Linked DNA regions of Homo sapiens: region 1 is linked to region 2. A link is a loop called in an ENCODE intact Hi-C map of the cell type or tissue named here. Cell type or tissue: natural killer cell. All regions are shown on one strand. Links, peaks and the distances in the headings refer to the core of each region. The heading gives the core; the rest is flanking DNA. Region 1 has its middle 31 kb from the start of AP4E1. Region 2 overlaps SPPL2A (signal peptide peptidase like 2A).

Region 1 (5,385 bases), core at 280-5,279, 130 kb before region 2:
TAGAGTAGAAATTGAGACGCCCCGCCCCAGCAAGTCATTTCCTTTGGAAATATAAGGGTTAAGCAGCCTGGAGTCAGGCTAAGAAAGAGGCTTTGGGAAAATTTAGGCCAAAGTGTTAACTCAGGTTTTTCTCACCTTTGTGGATTGAGTCCATTGCTTTTGCCTACAAATGAATAAACTGTTCTTTTTTTTTTTTTTTTTTTTTTTTTGAGATGAAGTCTCGCTCTGTTGCCCAGGCTGGAGTGCAATGGCACAATCTCAGCTCACTGCAATTCCGCCTCCCAGGTTCAAGTGATTCTCCTGCCTCAGCTTCCCGATTAGCTGGGATTACAGGCACCTGCCACCATGCCTGGCTAATTTTTGTATTTTTAGTAGAGACAGGGTTTCACCATGCTGGCCAGGCTGGTTTCGAACTCCTGACCTCAGGCAATCCACCCGCCTCAGCCTCCCAAAGTGCTGGGATTATAGGCATGAGCCACCATGACCGGCCGAAGAAACTGGTTTTCAAAGCAGTATCTCTTGTTTCTGCCTCATGATTTATTTATTCAGTCAGTAAGAGCTGGACCCTGAAAAATGGTGAAGTTGGCTAAACTTATCTTCACATTTTTTCCTTAATCCATTAAAAAAAAATTTTTTTTAAAACAATTTCTCTCACCACACCACACACACACACACACACACACACACACACACACACCCCCAATACCTGGTGCTTTGAAGCCGTAACCTGTCTGTTCACGGCTACCACTTGAACCAGCATCCCAGATTTCCCCCTTTGAACTATTGTAGAGTACAGTCAGAATTTAAAGGAATAAGATCCTAACCCTCATGGTCTGTTACAGACATGATTATCTGATTAGCCCTGATGGGCAACGGCTTGATGCTAGAAATCCTCTCACCTAAGGCAGCCCAGTGGAGTGGACCAATCAGGAACCGAAGGCTTTATTAGCTGTGTGACCTTGGGCAAGTTACATAGATTCTTGGGGTTGAAAGGAACCAATGCTTTAATACATAACACCTCACTGAGGTGTAATCCATCTTCTATGTCATTTTCTTCTGAAAATAACTTCTACTACTTCTTCAGCACTTCCTATGGGCCAGGGCCTAGGCAAAGTATGTGCTATACATTATCACTAGTCCTGAAAGTAACCCAGCAAGTGGTTAGTACCAGTCGCATTTTACAGATGTAGAAAGTGAAACTCGATTGAGTGACATAATTCATCCAAGTAAGTGGCAGAGCCAGGATTCATACCCAATTACCTTTAGTCCCAAAGTTGAAGCTGTGTGATTTTCCTAAGAGATCCAATTCTTACCCTATAATTGAAGCATCATTTTTAATGAGCTAAATTCTGTCTTCCTCTAACTCTGGCTCATCACCCCTCTGGGTATGGTGAGCAAAGTTTGCTTCCTCTTCCACATGCCACTCCTTCAGATATTTGAAGACTACAAACTACTTCGACCACCCTGAAATTGTTCGACTTTTCTTCCTACAAATGTTTAAAGTCCCTTAACTGTCCTGGTGATTCCCCTTCACTTTGTCTCTGTCCCATTTAAAAAAAAAAGAAAAGAAAAAAACCTGAAGCTTAAGATACATACAGAAAACTGCACGAATTATAAATATACTGTGCAATTAACTTTTACACGTGAACACTACTTGGTCAAGAAACAGAAATATTACCAGAACCCTAGAAGTTTATGCTACTTTTTTATCTCTGCCTCCCCCAGAAGTAACCACCATCCTGACTTCTAACATGTGAATTATATCAATAGAATCACACAGTATGCACCATTTTGTATCTGGCTTCTTTTGCTCAACATTGTAAGAGTTATCCATGTCATATTGTGTGTAGCTATACTTGATTCATTCTCATTGCTTTCTGTGTACTTTTTTAAAAACTGGTAAAATAGACATAACATAAAGTTTACCATCTTAACTATTTTCAAGTGTACAGTTCAGTAGTATTGAGTATATTCACATTGCTCTATTACCATCACCACCATCCATCTCCAGAATTTTTTCATCTTCCCAAATCAAAACTCTATACTTTAAGCAATAACTCTCCATTTGCCTCTCCACTGAGCCCCTGGAAACCACATTTTACTTTCTGTCTCTATGAATTTGACTATTCTAGGTGCCTCATATGAATGTAATCATACAGTATTTTCTCTTTTGCAGCTGGCTTATTTTTCACTTAGCATAATGTCCTCAAGTTTCCTCTATGTTGTAGCACATGTGAGAATTTCCTCCCTTTGTAAGACTGAATAATATTCCATGATATGGATATACCACATTTTGTTTGATTCTGTGTATTTTTTTTTTTTTTTGAGACAGAGTCTCACTCTGTTGCCCAGGCTGGAGTGCAGTGGTGCGACCTTGGCTCACTGCAACCTCTGCCTCCCAGGTTCAAGCGATTCTCCTGCCTCTGCCTCAGCCTCCCAAGTAGCTGGGACTAAAGGCATGCGCCACCATGCCTGGCTAATTTTTGTATTTTTTGTACATATAGGGTTTCACCATGTTGGCCAGGCTGGTCTCAAACTCCTGACCTCGAGTAATCCACCCACCTCAGCCTCTCAAAGTGCTGGGATGACAGGCGTGAGCCACTGCGCCCATCCGATTCTGTGTACTTTTTAAAGCATGTTGCCTAAATGGGATTCAGTGTCCCCAGGTCTAGCATAAGCAGGTGCTTTGCACAGTCACCACTGCTCTGATATACTTTTTAAAAATTGCTTCCAAGTCTGGCTCCCCTCTAGACAGAGTGCCCCTTATGTGTTATCCATCTTTGTTTCCCCAGCACCCTACTCCAAGTAGAAACTCAGTGAATGATATCGTTAATAAATGAATGAAAGTATAACAACCCCATGAATTTCCTTTCATTTTACCTCTTGCCTTCTTTAACATCTCTGATTTTGTGACAGACTTGCACTTAACAAGGCTCTTTAACGACCTATTCCAAAGGGTTTTCTAACAAAAACAACAGTAATTTTTAAAAATACATTTTTGTGTTCTGGTTTATGTAACTTCATCTTATGCTCTTGGTATCCCTGTGAGGTAATCTAAGAATGTAAGGCTCTGCACAAGAGATGCCTGCACAAGGATGTAGGAGACGGACTTGCAAAGTGGTTCACTAAGGTATTCTCCGTTAGTAGGAGGTTTGCCAACCGAATTTCTTTCATTCCACATCTGCGATGAGGCAGGGTGAATTGGCAGATTTCCCCAATCCGAAAGGAAGCTGCAATTCCCAACTCAGTCACTAGATGGCTACGTAACTGCATCCAGAGGGGACAGACAAGGAAAACAACTCCGTCCCAGAACCAGAATCCACCCAGAACCAGAATCGTCCCAAAGTGGCAGTAAACCAAATTAGCCTTTTTTTGGGAGCTTTCTAGATGTAAAATGGTTAGGAGGTGCTGAGTATTCTGAAATACACCGTGAGGGCATTACACTGAAAATGCTACTCATTCTGTTCCTGGATAAGTTAAAAGAATAACCGTAATATTTTTATCCTCCATCTTGTGGCTTTTTTTTTTATCTTACTCTTTCCTCTCTTCGTTCTCCCTCATCCATCAGAATTCATAAGAAGGGGCACAAGGGCAAATTTCCTTCTTTTTTTTTTTGTTTTGTTTTGTTTTGTTTTGTTTTGTTTTGAGACGAAGTCTTGCTCTGTCGCCCAGGTTGGAGTGCAATGGCGCGATCAACCTCTGCTTCCCAGCTTCGAGCTATTCTCATGTCTCAGCCTCCCGAGTAGCTGGGATTACAGGCGTGTACCACCATGCCGGGCTAATTTTTGTATTTTTAGTAGAGAAGTGCTTTCACCATGTTAGTCAGGTTGGCCTCGAACTCCTGACGTGAGGTGATCCACCCGCCTCAGCCTCCCAAAGTGCTAGGATTACAGGCGTGAACCACCGCGCCCGGCCTAAGGGCAAATTTTTTATGATCCCATTACTGAAACACACTTAAAATGTATCAAGGGACAGTAAGTTTACAAGTTAATCAGTAGCTCTCCAGGTGGAATTTTTAAAGGAGACCAAGTTTACGGTTTTATGAAAGAAAACACCCTCACAAGTTTCAAGAACATTTGGAAACTTCTGTATCAGATCAGATAAAAATCCATACAAATAGGTATTCTTTCCTTGATAATTGCTGTAACATTATGTGTATATGACTCCAGATGTTTTTTTCTTTTTTATTTTTATTTTTTATTTTTTTGAGACGGTGTCGCCCAGGCTGGAGTGCAGTGATGCGATCTTGGCTCACTGCAACCTCTGCCACCCAGGTTCAAGTGATTCTCCTGCCTCAGCCTCCCGAGTAGCTGGGACTACAGGCACACACCACCACGCCCAGCTAATTTTTGTATTTTTAGTAGAGACAGGGTTTTACCATGTTGACCAGGATGGTCTTGATCTCTTGACCTTGTGATCCACCTGCCTCGGCCTTCCAAAGTGCTGGGATTACAGGATTGAGCCACCGCACCCAGTCCAGGTGTTTTTTTCAAAGTACATAGTAGCATACGTTTCTTTATAAAAATAAAAACTAGCATTTAGAAATAATCTTTACAATTTTATTATAAAAAGAACTATTGATCAAACTGAAGACTGAGCTCTGATTTTTTTATTTTGCCCAAATTCCTACCTAAGGAGTCTAGGAAGTCATGCACTACAAACCATAAATTCTCATCAAATGGGTTTTATTTGACCCTATATATCGTGACACACTTTTCATTCTAACTCTGGCATAACACTATGAGACAAGGAAAAAATATTTAACCCCAAAATATATTTCCTTGCCATACCTTGAAATTGCCCTGCAAAGTGTCTTGTGGGAAAAATCCACATTTCCCTTTTGTTTTCCTTTTCTTTCCAGATCCTGGAGATAATCAACTAAGAGCCAGGCACCCTTTTAGGTCTGATAAGAAACATTTTACAACCTGCTTTCTCTCTGAACTCTGCTATCTGAGAGATTCCTCTGCACTCTGCATAATAAAACCTGGTCTCTATGATCCTTTTTCTTTTCTTTTTTTTTTTTTTTTTTGAGACAGAGTTTCACTCTTGTTGCCCAGGCTGGAGTGCAATGGCACGATCTCAGCTGACCGCAACCTCCACCTCCTGGGTTCAAGCGATTCTCCTGCCTCAGCCTCCCGAGTAGCTGGGATTACAGGCATGTGCCACCACACCTGGCTAATTTTGTATTTTTAGTAGAGATGGGGTTTCTCCATGTTGGTCAGGCTGGTTGCAAACTCCCGACCTCAGGTGATCCGCCCACCTCAGCCTCCCAAAGTGCTGGGATTACAGGCGCAAGCCACCACGCCACAGCCTCTATGATCCTTTTTCTTAACTTGAACATTCCTTTGCATTAACCCCAGGTCTTCAGGTGAACTCAACCAATTG
Region 2 (5,385 bases), core at 145-5,144:
CCAGGACCCAAGTAACCACTAATCTTCCAACCATTAATCTTTTGTATTTCTTTTACATTGCATAAGTACTTGGCAAAGTGCTAGATATATTTATTAAGAGATTAATATGTATAAACAGTTGCATCATCTAACTTAATCCTTATCATAACTGTGAGGTCTGAGTGTTTATTGTTATCTCAAAGCTGAGGATATTGAAACTTAAGATAGGTTAAAAAACTTGTAACATAACCAGTAAATGATGAAACTAGCATTGTATCCTTGTACTATCATTTAAAAACTCATGCTCTTAACCTTTCTACCATATCTATTGTAGTAAACTGAATTTTCGAAGCTATGCAATATCTATGAGAAATTTTACTAAGATATTTAAAATGTCATGGAAAGGCTTAACTTGTTTGGGCATGCTGGCTCCCTCACAAAATTTGCTGCATGTTCTTTTCTTTTAATAGCCTCTTTATGTATCTCTCCACATTTTTCCTCAAGCTCATATAAATGCACAGATACATTGTAGGGGCTTCTTGAGGGGTCATTATATAAAAATAGGATTATACTATAAATATCACTCTAAAACTCACTATGGACATCTTCTGTTTCTAGAAATAGATCTAGCTCTTTGTTTTGAGTAGCTGTGTACTGTGCATATCATAATGTAACAGTTACCTTATTGGTGGAAGTTGGGTTTTTTTGCTATTACATACAATATTACAGTTAATATCCTTATACATTTATTTTTGTGCTTTTGCATACTATATCTGTAGATATGAATCACAAGATTCTATGTATTACAATTTTTGATAGATGCTGCTCATTTTTTATTAAAAAGGTTATACCACTTGAGCAGCAGCATGCACAGTTAAGACCCAGATCCTGATCTGGGTATCTTTCCTCTCCACAAGGAGCTTAATGGAATGGCTGGATCTGGATGTATAGCAGATAAAGGACAAGGTCAGCCTAGGATACCTGTGTCAAAAAAACAAGAAGTCCTCAAAGACTTGTTTTTTGTTTTTTTGGGTTGTTTTTTTTTTTTTCAGATGGAGTCTTGCTCTGTTGCACAGGCTGGAGTGCAGTGGCACGATCTCGGCTCACTGCAACCTCCACTACCCAGGTTCAAGCAATTTTCCTGCCTCAGCCTCCTGAGTAGCTAGGATTACAGGCGCCCACTACCACACCCAACTAATTCTTGTATTTTTAGTACAGACAGGGTTTCACCATGTTGATCAGGATGGTCTCAAACTCCTGACCTCAGGTGGTCTACCCGCCTCGGCCTCCCGAGGTGCTGGAATGACAAGTGTGAGCCACTGCGCCCGGCCTAATTTTTGTATTTTTAGTAGAGACGGGGTTTTGCCATATCGGCCATGCTGATCTCGAACTCCTGACCTCAGGAGATCCACCCGCCTCAGCCTCCCAAAGTGCTGGGATTAAAGGCATGAGTCTTGCATAAAGGATACAAAGAGCCAGCTATAAGAGGTTCTAAATGCCCAAATTTGGAACAATTTGAATATCAGACAAACCATCGTAATTATACCACACTGAAATTTTTAAAAAATTAATGCATCTCTACTGATACTAAAAGATGGTAGGGGAGAGAGTAAAGCTCTTTTAAAAAGAAGGATATGGCTGGGTGCAGTGGCTCACACCTGTTATCCCAGTACTTTGGGAGGCTGAGGTGGGTGGATCACCTGAGGTCAGGAGTTCCACACCAGCCTGGCCAGCGTGACAAAACCCCGTCTCTACTAAAATACAAAAAATTAGCTGTGCGTGGTGGCAGGCACCTATAATCCCAGCTACTCAGGAGGCTGAAGCAGGAGAATTGCTTGACCCCGGAGGCGGAGGTTGCAGTGAGCCAAGATCATGCCATTCATTGCACTCCAGCCTGGGCAACAAGAGCGAAACTCCGTCTCAAACAAAAAAACAAACAAAAGAAAAAAACAAAGGATACTAGCCAGTAAGGGTAGAAGGAATGACAATATTTTAAAAATTCACCATTTTGTAATCCCTAGTATGATATGGGAAATTAAATTTAGTTAAGGATCATCATGGAGGCTAATATCCTGGTGAGAAGAAGCTGTTGGGCTGTTCACATGGTGCCATAGATTACTTACTCATCAAACATAAAGGGAAAAACATGTCTTTACACTAGAGAAATCCTGCGGTTACCACCTTAACCAGATCGTCAAAGTCAGCATCACTAGTGCAGGAAATCATGATGTTAATGTGTTATTTTGTTGGATGCAGTAAGAAGTACCCAATTCACTTATGAAGCATTCTTTCCAAAAATGTTTAAATTAAATCTAAGCAACCTTCATGTTTATCTGCAGGATTATCTTCTTTAGCTAGAACTGTAAATGATTTTACTATATGACCTTAGGTAGGTTACGTTAGTGACTTGTCTGAGTCTCAGAGCCCTTGTTTGTAAAAACAGTGACATTGAATCAGAAAAAATGCATGAAAGTAACCTAGCATGTAGTTTGTTATATCATAAGAATGTAAAATACTAGTTCATCTCTGCTATCAGAATCCATTCATAGCCACCAAGTATATAGCTGAATGAAAACTACATTTCTCTTTTTCACATCTTATTTCCTTATCTAATTCTATGTAATCTGATGGCATGTTTTATGAATTCCCTATACTTGCTTAGATCCATAAGCTGTGCAGCCCCAAGTATGGCATAAACCCTCTAATCCAAAATGTTCAAGGGACATTTTAGGTAACAGAGCATGGGATTAGAACATTTCTATACTCATTAGAAACTTACGTTGACTTGTATGAAACTACCAGTTTTCTAGATTAAAATTGGTCAAATATCAGCAATGTCATGTGATTCAATCTAATAATGTGCTTTGGTGGCAGAAGCTTAGTACATCAACATTTGCCAAGCATTCTTTCTTTTTCCTTCCTTACGGGTTTAGAAAAAGATTTGCTCAGAGGACGAGAGAAGGATTTGTATTGAGCCAAGTTTTAAGGAAATTGTGATGTGAACTCTTAATCTATTGTGATGTGTATTCTAAATATTTTTGGATATTTCTTCATTTTATACTCTCCTCTCCCCCCAGGTACAATAGTTATTCTTTCCAATCACTTCTTACCTCTTGGCTTTTCTTTCCAGGTAGTGGGAAATGAGACAACGCTTTTCTTTTTCTGTACTTTAAATTCTGGATTGGTCTTTTTGAATAGGCAGTTGCAGAATTTTGAAAACATGAGCAAGAATAATTTACTTCAAGTTCCAGCTGGTTCTCTTCCAAAGATAGCACTTAGAAATGATAATGTACTTTTTTTCTTTGTACCCTAGTTCCTAGTAGAATATGGAACGTAAGACAGATTGATGGATTTTGAGTACATGTTGTTTTATAGAATATAAACAATGGCCAGGTGCGGTGGTTCACACCTATAATCCCAGCAGTTTGGGAGGTCAGGAATTCGAGACCAGCCTGACCAACATGGTGAAACCCTGTCTCTACCAAAAATACAAAAATTAGCTGGGCATGGTAACACGCGCCTGTAGTACCAACTACTTGGGAGGCTGAGGCAGGAGAATTGCTTGAACCCAGGAGGTGGAGGTTGCAGTGAGCCAAGATTGTGCTACTGCACTCCAGTCTAGGTGACAGAGCAAGACTCTGTGTCAAAAAGAAAATAATATAAACAATGAAGTAATAATTCATAGGAGATTGGAAAGGAAAGTTTCCAGCTGTCAAGTATTGAAATTACATCATAGCAAGAATTCTCCCTGGGGTACGGCCCTTATAACAAGAGTCATAATTGTTACTCCCTTAAGAAAGTGACCTATCTTCCTTAAAGAAGGTGTGCTGGGCAATTGTGTATAGTTTTAATATTCCTAACCATCCTTTTTATTTCCTCAAACAAGAAGAAACAAATTCATGGAAGACCATCCCTCTCAAGGAAATGTGATCAACCCTGCATATAAATAGCTTTATTAAAATCCTTAGTTGTTGGCAAGCCATAACATTGCAAGTTTGAAAGTTATTGTTTGTCTCCTAGACAGCCGCTCAGGAAGCAATCTTGCATGCGTCTGGAAATGGCACAACCAAGGACTACTGCATGCTTTATAACCCTTATTGGACAGCTCTTCCAAGTACCCTAGAAAATGCAGTAAGTAAATCACAGTTACTATTCATAAACATAAAAATAGTGAAGAAGGAGGCTGGGCACGGTGGCTCATGCCTGTAATCCCAGCACTTTGGGAGGCCAAGGCGGGCGGATCATGAGGTCAGGAGATCAAGACCATCCTGGCTAACACGGTGAAACCCCTTCTCTACTAAAAATACAAAAATTAGCTGGGTGTGGTGGCAGGCGCCTGTAGTCCCAGCTACTCAGGAGGCTGAGGCAGGAGAATTGTGTGAACCCAGGAGGCAGAGCTTGCAGTGAGCTGAGATCATGCCACTGCACTCCAGCCTGGGCAACAGGGTGAGACTTCGTCTCTGAAAAAAAAAAATAGTGAAGAAGGCTGTGTACAATGGCTGATACCTGTAACCCTAGCACTTTGGGATGTCAAGATGGGAGGATCATTTGAGACCAAGTGGTCAAGACCAATCTGGTCAGCATAGTGACACCCTGTCTCTATTTAAAAAGAAAAAAGAAAAAATATTGAAGAAGTGAGAATGACTGATAATTATGTTTTATTGTGTGAACCATTGTCATGTACGGTTGTTAATAAATAATTATTGATTTTTCTCAAGTATTTTTCTCTCTGGGAAAATAGGGAATTTTAAAATACTTAATTCTAAGCCTAAATATTTCTAATTCAAAAGATATTGTCTTAAACCAATATTGATAACCAAAGGCAGTATTTATAACTGAATGCATTTAGGATGAAATAGATTTTTAACATGTTAAAAAGACATTTCTTATTTTCAGACTTCCATTAGTTTGATGAATCTGACTTCCACACCACTATGCAACCTTTCTGATATTCCTCCTGTTGGCATAAAGAGCAAAGCAGTTGTGGTTCCATGGGGAAGCTGCCATTTTCTTGAAAAAGCCAGAATTGCACAGAAAGGAGGTGCTGAAGCAATGTTAGTTGTCAATAACAGTGTCCTAGTAAGTTATAAAAACAATCATATCTTATTTTGAGTTCATGATGTGAAATTTCACAAAAATGGAATTAACGTCTTTGTGTGTGGTTTAGAGGCTGAGTTTTGAATGATCTGATGGCAAGATTCTTTGTAAATAAATAATCAAGATCTAATAGGCATTTACTTGGAAAGTTTTTCAGTTTTTCTATTCCTAGAGCAGACAAGACTTTGTTAGGAACAAATATATATATATGCATATATATAGAGATATATATGTATTACACATATGTAATATGAATATATCATAAATGCTATATATATTATAGCATTTATCAGTTTAAGTTCATGTTAA

The links. Peaks named below come from ENCODE experiments on the same cell type or tissue, not always from the same donor. Only the 100,000 strongest peaks of a DNase experiment are listed, where the experiment ranks them.
Region 1: a loop joins it to region 2, with 7 times the contacts of the local background. A loop is called at or near these places in 58 of 110 quality-filtered maps.

What each region holds. Positions count from the first base shown.
Region 1 is chr15:50,874,976-50,880,360 of GRCh38, reverse strand. No RefSeq gene overlaps it. Among named protein-coding and RNA genes, the nearest start is that of AP4E1, 31 kb to the left of the region's middle. RefSeq lists an enhancer at 1,156-1,325. In natural killer cell, for the core only: a CTCF peak has its summit at 3,264; DNase peaks (open chromatin) are centred at 1,160 and 3,240; H3K4me3 peaks cover 343 bases; H3K27ac peaks cover 667 bases.
Region 2 is chr15:50,748,361-50,753,745 of GRCh38, reverse strand. SPPL2A (signal peptide peptidase like 2A) reads left to right here. Exons shown (of 15, transcript NM_032802.4): 2 at 4,000-4,110; 3 at 4,876-5,058. Among named protein-coding and RNA genes, the nearest start is that of SPPL2A, 15 kb to the left of the region's middle. In natural killer cell, for the core only: no CTCF peak of the experiment used is centred there; a DNase peak (open chromatin) is centred at 2,155.